Regions from separate parts of the Homo sapiens genome. Here region 2 is linked to region 1. A link is an interaction called in ENCODE POLR2A ChIA-PET data of the cell type or tissue named here. Cell type or tissue: A673. All regions are shown on one strand. Each heading gives the region's core, and the rest is flanking DNA. Links, peaks and the distances in the headings are about the cores only.

Region 1 (8,340 bases), core at 277-8,276:
TTGCCTCATTAAACAAGATCAAACAAATGAGCCAATAAGAAGAAAGCCCCATTTCTTCTTCTCCTAAGCAGACCTTAGGAGTAAATAAATGAATGAGAAGTGAGCCTGTGATTCTAATGTAAAAACCTTGGGAGAGATGGACCAGAGATGATTGGGCTTCTGCTTAGGATGATACGTTTGAAGACAAAAGAGCCCATGAGCTGGGTGCCTAGTTTAGGAGCCCATAAGCTGGGTGCTTAGTTTAGGAGGTATGTATGCCTGCTGCTTGCTCAGATGACATAATTCGGAAAAAAAACAGAAATTGGAGGTATGTAATAATCTAGTTACGGTTCAAAAGAGGGTACCATCTTTCCGTATATCACCAACCACATCTTCAACAGAAGCTTACATAGAAACATTGCTTACTATGTGCCAGGTGGAGTTACCTGCTTTGCGTGTGACTTTTCTAGTTTCAGCACTGAAAGTCCTGCATCCTTGAAGCCCCTAAGTCCCAGGCAAACCAGAACATTGGTGTTCGATGCCAGGTTATGTTTTAAAGCTTTATATTTGGTAACACATTTAATCTTCACAACAACCCTATGAGGTAGGTACTATTATTACGTCTATTTTGCAGAAGAGGAAATGCTTGCTTAAAGAGGTGAGGAAACTTGTCCAGGCTTCCATAGCTAGTAGGTAACAGAGTCAGGATTTGAAGTCAGGTAGTTTGGTTCAGTGTTAGGGTGCTTCTTAGAATACTGCCTCTTGAAGGGCTGCCCCTAAGAGTGTCCTGCTTTGTACTAAAGGGAGAAAAAGAGATTGTTGGGAATAGAATGATGGCTTAAAACATAGTCTTACTCTCATGCTGCATACATGAGATATACAGGCAAGAAAACAGGCAATCACTAGATCTGGGAAGGAAGAGAAGCTCTTGTCAGAAAGTAGAGTGAACTATTTGGGTATGTCAGAGGTTAATAACCCAACCTGATTGGTCAGGGATGACATGAAACAATGTGTAACGGCAGCAGCCTGTGGCTTGTTATGTAGGGACTGGTCAATAAACAGAATTATGTCATTAGGCTTCAATTCTGGCAGCTGTAGGAGAATTGACAACTATGACAGTGGCTGTTTAAAAATGGAAATGATTGTTAAGGAAGGATGTGAGCCACTTGGAACTTCCAGGGAAGCAGAGGACAGAATGGGGATATTTAGGATAGAATCAGTCACATTGTGATAATCCCCAAGGCCACGGTAATGTTGGTCTGAATGTCTATGTGGTCCCTGGAAGCCTGGGTTAAATGAACACATAACACTGAGGATATCTTGGTGGGAGATTCTTAGGCATATTCATGATAGGATGCTGATATGTTAATACTATCATCACCACTACAACAACCCAAGAAACAAACACAAATCAAAATAAAAACATGAGACTTGGAACGATTTTTCTGGAGGGCATGAATTATGCTGTGTTGTTATTATGCATAGGGATTAGCAGATTTCAGAGCTCTTCTCCGATGTGGAAAACAGTAAGCACTGTCATTGACTATAAACCTGATCAATAAGACGGTAATGTGATTAATACCTGTAATGCTCAGGATGGTCTTGGATTTCGCATTGAAAATCCCTCAGGAAACCTCTTAGTCTTGAGCAAACTGGACTGCTCTACCAGTAGGCTAGCTCTAGAGCTACTCAACCCCAACTCAACAGCTTGCTCCGAGCTCTGTGAGCTTGGAAAAATTATTTCACTTCTTTTTAGTCTTAGTTTACTCATTTGTAAAGTGGTCATGTTAAGGGTATCTACTGTAGAGTTGTTATGAATCTTAAATAGTACTTGTCTGTCCTTATTGCAGTCCATATACATTTTAGCTATCATTAGGAAATACAAAAATTACACAATAGAGATGGGTTTGTCTATGTTGCTTTGCTTTGTCCATACCTATCTAGTGCATTAAGTAGTCAGTTTTTCTGTTCACCAAGCCTTTCCGGCTTTTTGTTTTGGTACATAGTAGGATTCATGTTAGGTGTGACCACCTGACTTCCTTTGGTTAATGAAATAGGAGAAATGAGGTGTGATACATCTCAGCAGAATCTTTAAAAATGTTCATGTGGCACATCATGCTCTCTTTCCCAGGAATGTCCCAGATAATGGCTGCTCTGTTATCTGGGACATTCCTGGGAAATGGGTCCTAAACTAAGGATGAAGAAGCAAAGCCCTCAGTTGAACTGTAACAGATGTGAGGCATTAGTGAGAAGTAACTTGTTGCTTTAAGCTGCTGAGGAATTTTGGGTTTGTTTGTTACCACAGCATAAGCTAGCCTCTATGCCAAGGAATTGACTGACGGTCCCTGAGCAATGCCGTTCATGGAGGACTGTAGTCAGGCTGAAGCCAACTGACTTAACCCAGTTACTTTCCAATTGACTGTAAACTTAAGTTTATTTTTGGCTTTTCAGGTTTGCCATTTTATTAAACAAAGAACAAAATGACTGTGCATGCTTTATCATGGTTGACTTGCGACGGCATTGACGTTGATCTGTGGTGCACTGTGCTTGTGCTGTCTGTGGCCTTGCATTTGTTTGCTGCTTATGTGTAATGCCTTCATTTGGACAGTCATTTACAACCCTGGATGGTTATTAGACTCTTCTGGGGAGTTTATAAAATTTACCCATATCCAGGCTATATCCTACATGCTGTTTTGCAGGAGGTCCCCAGGTATTTCTAATGTACAGTAGAGGTTTCAGCCTCAACCAGATCATTAACTCTTTGGTGAGGAACTATGACCTGAAATTGCTGGATATCTTCTTTATGTCTATTGTAAACAGGAGGTCAGGATGCAGCGGACCATGGGGCAACATGAAGAATAAAGCATGACATGACTTAGTGGAGGGCAGCAGACCATTGTCCCACAGTTCTAAGTGCTATTTGGCAATTCAGAACAAGCATTCAGTGGGGACTGACATGATCTTTCCAGAAGGGTAATTCAGGGCTGCAGGTGCCAATTAAATCGTTGTGGAATTTAATGTTTCAAATGTCCACATCATTAATAAGATGTGGTAGAAGGAATCACGTCCTTGTGGGCATACTAAGGGAAGTTCTTCACTTTGGTAAAAGGGTGCGCCTGATCTACAAGCACTGTGGACACAGCTCATTTTTGGAGGTGACATCTTGTCTGCTACCGTTTCTTTGGCTTCGCTTGTTGCTGACCTTGACTCTCTTCCTATGGGATCAACTGTTCATTGCCTTTTTGATACTGCCTTCCTCCAACTGATGTGCATACCCTTGTCTGACTCTAGGATTTTATTTCTGTCTCTGTCCTCATTTGTGCAAATGAATGCCCCTCTGTGGTTTGGATCTTCTGATCCTGAATCCCGGTGGCCACATGGAGCCAGTGTTTGTTGAGTCTGGGGAGCACTGGCCAGGCTTTTCTCTGTGTTGCTTTGCTAACCTGGCATGTTTCTATTATCAGTTCAACCTGCCAGCTCATGCCCACCCAGGTGCAGTGGAGGCTGAATAAAGGCAAGATCCTCCTCCTTTTTGCAGCTTTTATTGGCCTCCTTGTCCTTTGATCTCGCTTATTTTTCTAAGCCCATTAATCGGAGCTATTATATATAAACATACAACACATATAAATACACGGACAGACAGAAGATTCAGCACTTGTAAAATTTTTCATTTGCCAGTTTTTTAATTGGATTACTGGCTTCAGGGTGGAGCCCTTGGGGGAAAGGGGCCAGGAAAGCATGCATTTCGAGGGTCAAATAAGCAGCAAATAAGCAGTTGAAGGCAAAGACAGATCCCCAAAATTAAGGGTGTCATTTTATACTGGATCCTGGCTCCCCAAAAGAGGGAAATACTGTGGGAGAGGACAGTGCAGAGCTTCTACCCTGTGTTTCATTGCAAGGCAGCTCAAAGCCAATCAGCCCATTTTGTAATCAGCCCATCTCTCATGGGAGTCTCATCTCCCTGGGCAGGTGGGAATGTTTCCTTCCAGGTGGCCAAGAGCGTGCTTTTCTGATCCAAGTGTGCAAAGAATCAAGTGCCTCTCCATAATAACTATTAGCCATCCCTTAAAGTATATTTCCTACCTAGTTATTACACACCAAAGCTCTCTCATAATGCAAAGTAATTTCTGATACCCTCAAAACTCAAAACCATCAGATAACACAATGCAAAACAGAGCAGGGCCTTTGATTTTGAGAGGGATCTATCTGCTTTTAATTCCTGGGATTTCATCAGGAAAACAGAGGGTTTTTTTCCCCAAAACGGGGTTTTTGGCACTTCCTCTGTTTTTCCCAATGAGTCCCTGGATACCAGAAATTATCTTAGGGCCTCTCATGTGCATTAAGAGTGGCAAGACAAAAAAAAAAAAAAAAAAAAAAAGGAGAAAAATAATTCAGCCGACTAAGAAGAAAAAAACCTTTTTCCAGAAAAACAAGTTCCAAGAAGAGAAAAACATAAAGGCTTTTTAAGTATACCTATAGCTCGTTTATCCACTTTTAATTAAACCGACTTTTAACGATAGTGCTCTTTAAAAAAGAAATCCTTTCAGATCTCTTGTTACCAGACTTTAGCCATGCCAAGCGGCCAATATTTCTAGTTTCTGAACTTTGCTAAAGGTAACCTCTCACGTGCTTCAAAGACATGGTAAGCAGTTTCTTTTTTTACAAGATTTAGAATCTCCACAAGGTAGTTCAGAGAAAGGAAAATTCAAGAGAGGAAATCAGAAGCTAACTATGGGGGGAAAAAACTCAATAAATGGCCAAGTTACACAAATAACAAACCAGAAAGGAGTCAATCCAGAAGCCAACAATTGAACCTAAGCCACCACTGTCAAAAGATAAAGCCTTAGCTACTGAGCTATATAGCATTGAGCAGTTTTCCATTACTTTTCCCAGAAGGAGCCTAGAGAAGCCAATTTCAAGCTTGCAAGGCTTTTAACTGCTCAAGAAAAATTTTTAGGACTAACTATGACATGAACCCCCAAATTCCTGTCCTCTGGATGGTGGAAACCAAAAGAAAGTATCCCCACATGGTCACAAGGTTAAGCTCTTAAGGACACAAAACAAGACAGAGGCATTTCGTACAGTATTGGTTTCAGGGATCTGTAGCAAAGTTTGTAAATGACCAGCCTGCCAAGCTGGCTTGAAAAGCAGGCTTATAGGGGTCTAAACCCATGTTCTAGCCTGTGATACCCCTTTCTCCATTACAGAACACAGAAAGACAAATTCTTAGCACAAAGTACACCAGATTTGCTGCAGCCTAAGACTAGTCTCACAAATCCTTTTTTCTATTCATCAAACTCTTGCAGAGGAGACCAATAGTTTATTTACTGTTTTACCCAGACAGAGAAAGAGAAGGAGAAAGAGAGAGAGAACAGAAACTTGGCTGGTAAGAATTTCTTACCCTTTCTGCTAGCATGCCAGGTTTCTGGATTCCCTTTCTCTGCAGCTTCCAGAAGAACGGAGTGGCTTCTGATGTCCCTGCTCGCTTGTGCTATAGCTGTGGGGTTCAATCCACTTTACAAGAGAAAATCACCCTTTACTATTTTATGGAAACGTAGACAAGATTCTTAATTTGCAAGATGCTGCCCAATGGGCTGCATGGGGAATCAAATTAACATTTTCCAACCAGCAAAATACACATAACAAAACAAACATTAGTCACTTGTTTAGCACCCAATATCAGCCTAGCAAAGTTCAAACTTTTTCCCGTTGGTCCCTGTTGTCTTTGATCCACTCCAGGTGGGGACAGGCAACCTCCGAACGGTAATTCACAATGGGGTTTCTGGGCAAGGGGAAGAGCAGATAGTCACCCTGAGAGACAGGCCTGTTTAGCCTTCTTTATGGCTCATTGAATGTGAGCAGACAAATAAGGAGGGTTCTCTGAGTTAGGCCTGCTGGACTTCCATCAGCAGCCCCTCTGAGATCCCTTCCATATATACAAACACACACAAAGACAAGTTGGACAGAAGGCCCTCCAAATTAGATCCCTAACCAAGAACTCCAAGAGTATCCCTTCGAAACAATCTGCCTATTCTTCTGAGAAACCTCCTCAAAATCTTCCTGATTGAGGAGAAGTCTACCAAACCAGGACTCTTCCTGGTTTGAAAGAGCCAACCGAGACCTCCCAGGAACTGAACAAACACCCTGCAATGAGGCTACAGACACAGATATCCCATGGTGGAGCTACAGACACCCCACAATGGGGCTGCAGATACCCCACCACAGGGTACAAAACCAGTCGGGAGAAGGAAGGAAGCATTGGCAGCGCCTAGGATACGCACCAGTTCAGACATCCTACGATGGGGCTACAGACAGACACCCTACACCCTACCATGGGGCTACAGACAGATACTCTGTGATAGGGCTGCAGTTAAGGGACATCTCCCCAGGACTATTTCTCCATTGCAATTAAATCTATGCACATTGGGTCGGCAGCACCCCACCAGTAGAGAGAGTACCAGAGTCAGCCCCCAGTCCAAGATAATTAGGCAGCCATTTGGGCTGGCTTCTGGATCCATCGCTGGATTGGGGGGGCCACTGAACTATGAATGGGTAGCCACAAGGGCAATCCAGGATGAGCCCCCAAATTTATAACCACCCAAGGGGTTCACCTTGGCAACTGCCTAGACAGAGCTGATTCATCAAGACAGGGGAATTGCAATAGAGAAAGAGTAACTCATGCAGAGCCGGCTGTGTGGGAGACCCTAGTTCTGTTTTATTATTACTCAAATCAGTCTCCCTGAGCATTCAGGGGGCAGAGTTTTTAAGGATAACTTGGTGGGTGAGGAGAAGCCAGTGAGCCAGGCGTGATGATTGGTCAGGGATGAAATCATAGGTAGTCAAAGCTGTCTTCTTGTGCTGAGTCAGTTCGTGGGTTGGGGCCACAGGATCAAATGAGACAGTTTGTTGATCTGGGTGGTGCCAGCTGATCTATCAGTGCAGGGTCTGCAAAATATCTCAAGCGCTGATCTTGGTAGCAGTTTAGGGAGGGTCAGAATCTTGTAGCCTCTAGCTGCATGACTCCTAAACCATAATTTCTAATCTTGTGGCTAATGTTAGTCCTACAAAGGCAGTCTAGTTCCCAGGCAAGAAGGATGACTGCTTTGGGAAAGGGCTGTTACTGTCTTTGTTTAGACTATAAATTATAAACTAAGTTTCTCCCAAAGTTAGTTCAGCCTACATCCAGGAACGAATAAGGATGGCTTGGAGGTTGGAAGCAAGATGGAGTTGGTTAAGTTAGGTCTTTTTCACTGTCTCAGTCACAGTTTCCCAAAGGCAGTTTCACCCTTTGCTTCAGTCTGACTCTCTACCTCTCCCCGCTTCTCTGAGGGTTTAAATAGATCATAGGCAGAAGTTAATTGGAGATAAAAGTTTACAGTTAAGCAGGCAGGTCATAGCACAATATCCATATAATCTAAAGTAACCAAGGCTCTCTCTCAGGATCATTGAAATGTACAAAGGTATTCTTCCAATGCATTTTTAAAACCTAGATAAATCGTGTGTCATATAAAATGCATTGTAAAAGGTTCCAATTGAGTCATTGGATTAAATGAACCTTTCAACACCTTCCAGAGGAAAAGAGATGATATTTGGTGTGATGGAGTATTCAATGCTTGGCTTCACACTTACATGCTGCAGCAATCTTCCAGGAAGGCTTTACTTAGAAAGAGAAATAAAAAGAAATAAACCAGTGAACTCATGACTCTGTATTTGATATAAAGTACCTTTTTTTAAAATCAAAACTTCCAGAATATTCCCAGGAAGGAAAATGATATCTAAAGCTTCTACTTTCCTTTGACCCACTACTAAAAGGATACCTAATTCATCCCTCCTCGCATCCAACCTTTAGTACTGCCCACTAAATGGCCGATTACTCATATGCTAAAAGCTGTCTGGATTTCTCTCTCTCCTTAAATAGCAAGTGTGGCATTTTGCTAATGTCACAATTAACAGGAAGCTGTAAGCCAGTCTCTGACCAGTGAACTAATACAGAAGAATAAGAACAGATGCAATCAACCTATTAATCAGGGTTCAGCGTTCTTTATTCTTCAACTATTTTTATTCTGAACCTATGTTTTAGAAAACTATTTAAAAGATTCTATTAATTTGGAATCCATTTATTACAGATAGTCATCCTTAGAGATACTATTTTCACCTGAATAATATTGTACTGTTACCTTTATGGAGCATAATTAATGAGAGAAATGTTCTGATTATTCATTTCACAAATTCCAAAGTCCACCTCTCTCATGCTCTTTCTTCCATCATCTCACTTTTAGACTTTCTGTCTCTCAGCCCGCCCACTGATTTGTCTGTGAGGTCCTCAGTTTGTTTTCCAATTTAAAGGTAACATTTTGGCCA
Region 2 (8,340 bases), core at 147-8,146, 150 kb after region 1:
CAGGGAAACCTGCACAAATGTGAACACTTATGCATTGCCCTTTGCTTATAAATGTAAATGGTAAACGAATAATCGCCAACAGCCTAAAAGAGAAATATCAAGATGACTATAAAGAACAAGAGACCCACAAGGAAGCAGAGATAATTCAGGGTGCTGAAAATAGAGTAAGTGGAGATTATACACACACACACACACACACACACACACACACACACACACACACATAGATATATATATTAGGGACATGGTCTCACCATGTTGCCCAGGCTGATGTGCAGTGAATGGGTATTTTTATTAATATCGTCAGACTTATCTAAGTGTTGCATTTTGTAAAAGAAGAATAGGGGCAATGGAAAAGAAATAATTCATGAACAGTAAAAGAGTTTTTTAAATTTGAAAGTATTATTTTCATATTTTAAAAATGGATTTACTGAATAATAAAATGAGTATAGTGAAATTGACTTGGTTTTGGAAGTGCTAAGGTCAGAAAAATCTGCTAGAAAAAAAGCAAAAAGGCAAAGAGACAGTGAGTATGAGAACAACATCGAGATCTAGCGCATTAATGATATGCATTTCAAGAAAAGAAAACAGAGACAATGAAAGGGAAGAATTAATCAGTAAAATACTAGATGAGTATTTCCTTGAAGTGAATAAAGGTTAGTTTAAAAGGCCCAAGGAAGACCCAATAGGAAAAAGAAAATTATTCAACTAGACATGTACTGCTGATGTTTCTGAATTCTAACAATGTGAAAATTTGTAATTCTTTCCTAGAGAAAAAAATAAGTATTTTACAAGAAAGAAATAATTCGTCTTATAGTGTTTCTCCTTAGTGACAATAGATATTTGAGAAAGAAGCCATGTCCCTTTTTGAAGCAAATTTATTTTGAGTCTAGCCAAAGTATCTAGTGTGATTGCAAAATAAGGACATTATTGGACATGTTAAAACTCCCAAATTACCACCATATTGTTTCCTGATGTGAAAAAGTTATTTGATGAGCATTTGCTTTGAACACTTTGCACTGGGTATTGGCTGCCTTAGGCTTTCCTCATATCTTTGTTAATTTAATTTTAGTTGCAATTATTGTGCCTGATACACAATTCTAGTATTTTTCTTTTTTTTTATTATACTTTAAGTTCTGGGGTACATGTGCAGAATGTGCAGGTTTGTTAATAGGTACATACATGCCATGGTGGTTTGCTGCACCCATCAATCCGTCATCTACATTAGGTATTTCTCCTAATGCTATCCCTCCCCTTGCCCCCCACCCACCAATAGGTCCTGGTGTATGATGTTCCCCTCCCTGTGCCCAGATGTTCTCATTGTTCAACTCCCACTTATGAGTGAGAACATGTAGTGTTTGGTTTTCTGTTCCTGTGTTAGTTTGCTGAGAGTGATGATTTGCTGAGAATGAATGATTATTTTATTTTAATTGAGCAACAAGTTAAACCTTAGAAATTGCACATAAACATTTTGGATTTCTGTCTTCTTTCAGATAACTGGAAGGCTTGGCAGCATTGGGCCTGTACTTCCTTGTGACATCAACCTACTCTTTTTGAGAAATAGCTGCCCTTTTTAGGTGAAGAATATGCAGCACGTTTGTCACATGCCCCATCACCACCTTCTCCAATACACACATTTCCTACCTGCTTCACTTTTTAATTGTTTTCCTTATAAACATTTTAGTTTGCAACCCTCATTATAAACATTCTATGTTAGATGTTTTAAGTTACATAGACTTAGAAATTCACTGTTAGGCTAAGTACAATATAGTTTCCATGGTTTTTTTTTTTTTTGGGAAAGGGTCAATTTTCTTTAAATAATAAAATATTATAAGACGTTTCTAGCAACTATTGGTGGGACGTCACCTTTATATTGCTTGGCATTTCTAACAGTGTATCTGCTGATGGTTATGGTCTGAGCTTTTTCTCCATGTCCAACAGGGAGCAGTGTTTTGAAAATAATCGGTCAGGATTATGGCTGCTGTTTGTAATTCAAATAGCAGAATCAAGCTACACAGCCATGGAAATAGGAATGGGACTTATTATCCTGCCTTAACCACTTAGATCAATCATTCTTTTCTCAACAACAGCAGGACTTCCTCTTAAGTTTTGCCTCCCTATTCTTTATTTCTTTGTCTAAATAAACTCCAAGTTATTTGAGGCAGGAGCCTTGTTTTCACTGTGATGTTTTGTGAAATCCCATACGCACACATGACATTTTGTAGATAATAAAGCCAGCAATGATTATAGGCTGTTGGTAATCTTCTGTTGATATCCCTGCTGGTAACAATACACAAAGATATCACTTGACATTCTATTGAGTTAACAGTAACTATTGTGTTGATTTTTACTGCTGTTAAGAGCAGGAAAAGTATTGATTTTAATCAGAAGAAACAGGGAGAAATTGCTTCGACATGTGTTTTTTACTTGATCTTTGAGAATGTCATGAAATAATGAAAAGAATAAATAATAATCTATGTAGGGTTCTTTCAAAAGGGCTGAAAGGTTGTTTGAAAATAGTGACCCAAGGATAGAAATTTAGTTTTGGAAATGAAATGTTTAATCAGCCATCTTAGAGCAACCTTTTGCATGACTATTAAAGGCTTTTCATTGGAAAATTAATGTGATTTTAGTCAAACTGTGATTGAATATTTAAAAAATCCCTGGTTTAATTTGTTCATCATTTTAACATATATATATATTCATTCATTCAACAAATATATAATGAGCACCTATGATATAGCTGGTGTTGTCCTAAGTCCTGGGGGTGCAGCAGTGAGCAAAGCAGATGAAGTCCTTGCTGTAATATAACTTGCATTATTGTGGATAAAATAGACAATAAAAGTATAATATGTTCAATGGCAATAAGTATTATGGAGAAAAAAATGGATCAGGGTGATGGGGGATGGAAACTGCCAGTGTACATGAATTGTTAGTAGCCATTTTATGTAGAAGCCTTTCTTGGAGACCTAAGGAAGTGGAAAACAAGCAAATGTTGTTATTTGCCAAAAGAGTGCTCATAGCAGGAGAAAGAGCCGCTGTCCTGAGGCAAAAGTGTGCCTAAGAGACAGCAAGGAGTCCTGTGTGATTGGGAGAGTAGCTGACGTCAGCAAGGAAGTGGGAGGATTCAGACCTTATAGGGCCTTGGAGGCCATAATAAGACATTGGCTTTTGCTCTGATTGAAATGGGAAGGCAGTGAAGGCCACAAGCAGAAAAAGTGACCTGATGTTATTTTCCTTAAAAAGGATTAGTTTGGGTGCTATCAGAATAACTGGAATGGGGCCAAAGTGGAAGTAAACACTGTGGTGGCTAGTTCAAATCTAGGCAATGGGCAAGAGTGATTTGGATCAGGATGATAGCAATAGAGGGTGTGACGAGTGATTAGATTTTTATCATATTTTGGAGATAGAGGTGACATAATTTTTTGATGGAATAGATGATGGGCATGAGATAAAAGCTAGTGGCCAAAGATGATTTTAAGGTTTTGGGCCTGAGCAACTAAGATGGGCAATGCTGGAGTAAAGATTTGGTAGGGGAACTCGGCAGGTCACTTTGGGATATGTCAAGTTTGGACACTGGAGAGATGAGTGTTTACTTCCAAGGGAAAGGTCATGGCTGGACCTGAACATTTGGGAATCATCAGCATAAAATTGGTATTTAGAGCCATCAAAGTCAGGAACTAGAAGAGATCACTTAGGGAGTAAGTTTAGATGGGAAGTTCTGAGAGCTGAGGCCTGGTATGTTTCAAGGGTTAGAGATTGGAGGAATCATCAGTGAAGACTGAAGAGGAATGAGATGCTGAGATACAAGGAGAAGCAAAAGATAGTGGTGTTCAGAGGCCAAGTGAAGTAATTGTTCAAGGAGGGAGGGGCACAGAGGCAAAAACTCTTTATAGGTCTAATGAAAGGAAGATGGAGTTGGCAATGGGGGGTTATTATTGACAATTCTGTGAGTTGTTCGATAGAATGGCAGAGACAAAGCCTTTCTGGGCGGGTTCAAAGGAGAAGAAGAAGACAAAAAATAGACACAGCAAGTATAGATAACTCTTGAAGAGTTTTGCCATAAACAGGGAATGGTATTGTTGTTTCAGCCATGTTGAATGAATGGCCAGATAGCACACACACCCAGCCTGATGGGACAATGTTTATTGGAAGAAAACTCAGAGGCACAGAACCAGTATCAGAAGTGTGAACTCCCATGGCCTCATTGCATTTTAGAGCAGTGCACAGAGATCTAGCAGGCCTGAGTGTCAGACTCTAGGAGAAGGACTCTGTCATCAGCCTGGGGGGCCTTCAAGCTGCACCAGCTCCTCTCCCGATGTGATGGGATGGCTGGGATACTTGGACTCCTGTCTGATTCCTTTCATTCCTGCCTTGGCTGCTTGCAGGGCTGTGGTTCAAGCCTCTGACTGACCAGAATTCATTATTACAATAAGCACTAGCTCCCCAATTTCTATGGGAACTCTGTAGGACAACAAATTATTTTCTGGGAGCCCAGTCTAAGGGAGATCAGTCTTGAGAAGGTAAGGCTTTTATGACATAAGAAGCAGTAAAGCGGGTATGGGAAAGTTTTTCTGAACTCCTTCCCTCCCTCCCTCCTTTCCTTCCTTCCTTCCTTCCTTCCTTCCTTCCTTCCTTCCTTCCTTCCTTCCTTCCTTCCTTCCTTCTTTCTTCTTTGATGTGGAACATTATAGATTTTTGAATGCTAATGGGAATAATCTAGTGGAAACGAGAAAGCATTGAAAATGTGGGGGAAATAGTCATTGGAGAGATTTCTGTTGAGAAGGCAAGACGATTAAGATTTACCTAAGAGTGGAGAGCTTTGCCTCTGAGAGGAGGATGGATAGTGCATCTGTGTTTAGTGGGAAGCAGGCAGGGTTTGTAAGCACAGAAGTGCTTATGCTGTAGACAGAGATTGTGGGCATTCCCTTAGGGCTGCTTCTAATTTCTCAGTGAAATGTGAACTTGCATTGAGAGCAAGGAGAGAGTAGTTGTTGGAGTGATTATAACAGTGGGTGATTTAACAACCCTATTTTATTCAGAGAGAACAAATGTCATTAGGTATATGCCTTATTTAAAAAAAACTGCTTTTGTTCTCTTACTGAGGACTGAATTTTGTGGATTTATGATAGGCAATTTAGGTTAAATCCAGTTAGCTTTTGGTCAAATGTTTATGTCTATGGGCCATCTTTTGTAGAAAATAAATGTCACTTTTTATGGTATTCAGTGATTTGAGCCACGTTAGATGATTCTGACAACATAACAGAGAAATGAGCAAAACGTACATGTAGTTATATGAAATGTGGGTAGAAGAATCTGTACTTATTAAGCATACAAATATGTTTAAAATTCACAAACCTTCATGTGGCTGACAGTAGGCAAAAGCATGACATTTGAAATTGTGTCTTTATTGCCTTCTGAGGGCATGGGATGATTGGCACATCATAACCTACTTGTAACTGTGAGACTGAACCAGTTATTTACATAAATTTATTTTTTTCATGTTTGGGGCTTAGATAATTGGATTAAATCATAGCAAAATAAATGAGGCCTGGTATACTTATGCTTCCTTCAATGGATGAGATTAGCTATTCTGGCAAAATGCATGTATTTAAAAAAATGTCATTATATGTATGATTCTTTAAAAAGCAAGCAAAATATCCCTTTTTAAAATAAATAAAGTAACAGATAATAATTAGACTCCATGGCTTTTGATTTCCTCAGCTTTAATATGGAGGTCAAGTTAAGGTTGTACTAATTGACTTCTATAGACCCTTCCAATTATAACATTTTATGATCTCTAAAAGTAGTTTCAGTGGGTGAGCTATCTGTAGTTGAGTTATTAACCTGGACGATGCCATATACTAGTTTTCCAAAATATCTTTTCCTTTTTTCCTCCAAGAAAGCATTTCCTTAGTTCTTTTTGAGATAATTATGCCTTTTTACTTCAAGTTGTTAAGGTAGCTCAAATGGAATGTGGGAGTAATTTCAAACCTCATTTTTAAATGGCAGGAGTCTTGTGGAAAAATTTTCATGGAATTTATTAAAATGCAAATTTCCAGAACCCATCTCCTAAGCTTACAATTTAATGGTTTGAGACTGGGCCTGGGAGTCTGCATTTTAGTAAGCACTCAGGTGGTTCTGAGGTGGGTGGCCAAAAAAAAAAAAAATCACACACATTAAAACCCTGTCCCTGTAATCCCAGCACTTTGGGAGGCCGAGGTGGGCGGATCACCTGAGGTTGGGAGTTCAAGACCAGCCTGACCAACATGGAGAAACCGTATCTCTACTAAAAATACAAAACTAGCTGGGCATGGTGGCACATGCCTGTAATCCTAGCTACTTGGAAGGTTGGGGCAGGAGAATCACTTGAACCTGGGAGGTGGAGGATGCAGTGAGCCAAGATCGTGCCATTGCACTCCAGCCTGGACGACAAGAGTGAAACTCTGTCTCAAACAAACAAACAAAACAAACAAAAAATCTGCCTGTCTTACTTAATATATACAATTTAGGTAGCTATGTATATATGACTGATTTAGTAATACTGGACATAAGGACCCAATTCCTATGATGTTTAGCTGAAAAATCAAAAGATGCTGAAAATTAACAAAGAAATAGAAAATAAAGGAGAGTATGGCAATCTTCCCAGCTTGCTAAACCTGGAAGAAAACTGCATTAGGAGAAGGTTGAAAGATGTTGCAATAGAAGTTGTCATATGTAAATTTTATTCAAATATAATATATAGCCTTTGGCGTGAGTTGGGAGGCACCGAAATATTGACCTCCAGAAAGTGACACATCATATCATGATGTTAAAAAAAAAACAGCTCAGCTTTGTCTTCTGTTAGTGCCTCCAGACCCACACAAGACAACAGCTACTGAAAATATGGATCTTAAATTTGTAAAATAATAAAGTTCTGTATCTCCATCCTGAAATCTATGTTGAATCCAGAAAACTATCAGTTGAAAGTTATTGGAAATTAAGAATCCTGTTGAATGATGCTGCTAAGTTGCCTCCCTCCCTCCTTCCCTTCCCAACTCCCTTCCTTCTTCCATCTCTCCTTCTCTCTCTGTTTGTCCTGGTAGTGTTTTTTTCACATTTAGATCTTGTGTATGTATTCTACAGTTAAGAGGAAAGCCTTATCCATTTTTTTGTCTTCAAAAAGTTGCTTTTATATTTTTTTAAATTACAACTTCCATAAAGGTAAGAGCTATGACAAATACTGTAGTTATCTTATAAATCCTTACTATTTCCTACTGTAATGGGCAATATTAGAATTGCAACCAATATTTTAATGAGCTTTCTGCTGTTTCTTTCTATTTCTCTCTCTCTTTTTTTTTTTTTTTTGAGATGGAGTCTTGCTCTTGTCACCCAGGCTGGAGTGCAATGGTGTGATCTCTGCTCACTGCAACCTCTGCCTCCCAGGTTCAAGTGATTCTCCTTCCTCAGCTTCCCAAGTCGCTGAGATTACAGGCGCCCACACCACGCCCAGCTAATTTTTTGTATTTGTAGTAGAGATGGGGTTTCACCATGATGCCCAGGCTGGTCTTGAACTCCTGACCTCAAGTGATCCACCTGCTGTGGTCTCCCAAAGTGCTGGGATTACAGGCGTGAGCTATTTCTTTTCTTTCTTTCTTTTTTTTTTTAAGACTATTTCCTGTCTTTATTTTTGTTTGTAAACTAAAAAGTTAAGTCTGAGACTTGAACCTTTTGATAGTGAGGAAGATAACAAAGTATGTCCTTGTATTTATTTATTCATTTATTTATTTTTAAATTATACTTTAAGTTCTGGGGAACATGTGCAGAACCTGCAGGTTTGTTACAGGTATACATGTGCCGTGTTTTGAATCTCAAAGAACTAGTAGGATTCTACCCTAGCAAGAGAATGAGAAACACACTTCAAGCAAAAGAAACAGCAGAGGCATGTGTGACGGTTTGATGGATGCCTCTGCTGTTTCTTTTGCTTGAAGTGTGTTTCTCATTCTCTTGCTAGGGGTAGAATCCTACTAATTCTTTGAGATTCAATGAAACCCTTACTTCTTAAGGATCACTACCCTGCAGCCTCCCAATTCCCCTAAATTAATTGCCTTGTCCTCTGAGTTTTAATAATAGTTTTACCATACTACTTATCAGCTTATGAGCTCCTTAAATAGGATGACCATATAACTTAATTTGTTTGAGTTACTTTTCCTGGCATAAGTATTAGCAGACCACCCTTTCACTCTGTAAAATGTTACAGTTTGGACAGTAGATGATGTGTCCGTCTATTATGTCTTTTTATCTCTAGTGTTTAACCTATTACCTGATAAATGTTTAATCAAATTTTGTCAATGAGTTGTA

The links. ChIA-PET counts read pairs that join two places held together with the same protein. Peaks named below come from ENCODE experiments on the same cell type or tissue, not always from the same donor. Only the 100,000 strongest peaks of a DNase experiment are listed, where the experiment ranks them.
Region 2: POLR2A ChIA-PET joins it to region 1 with 10 read pairs; 2 of 35 experiments call an interaction of 5 or more read pairs at or near these places.

The regions. Positions count from the first base shown.
Region 1 is chr7:108,621,013-108,629,352 of GRCh38, forward strand. The region is part of intron 3 of LOC105375448 (a long non-coding RNA gene); the gene reads left to right. Among named protein-coding and RNA genes, the nearest start is that of DNAJB9, 55 kb to the left of the region's middle. In A673, for the core only: no CTCF peak of the experiment used is centred there; no DNase peak of the experiment used is centred there.
Region 2 is chr7:108,766,656-108,774,995 of GRCh38, forward strand. No RefSeq gene overlaps it. Among named protein-coding and RNA genes, the nearest start is that of LINC02903, 110 kb to the right of the region's middle. In A673, for the core only: a CTCF peak has its summit at 1,909 (motif pointing right); DNase peaks (open chromatin) are centred at 2,156, 4,506, 4,856 and 5,426; H3K27ac peaks cover 5,204 bases.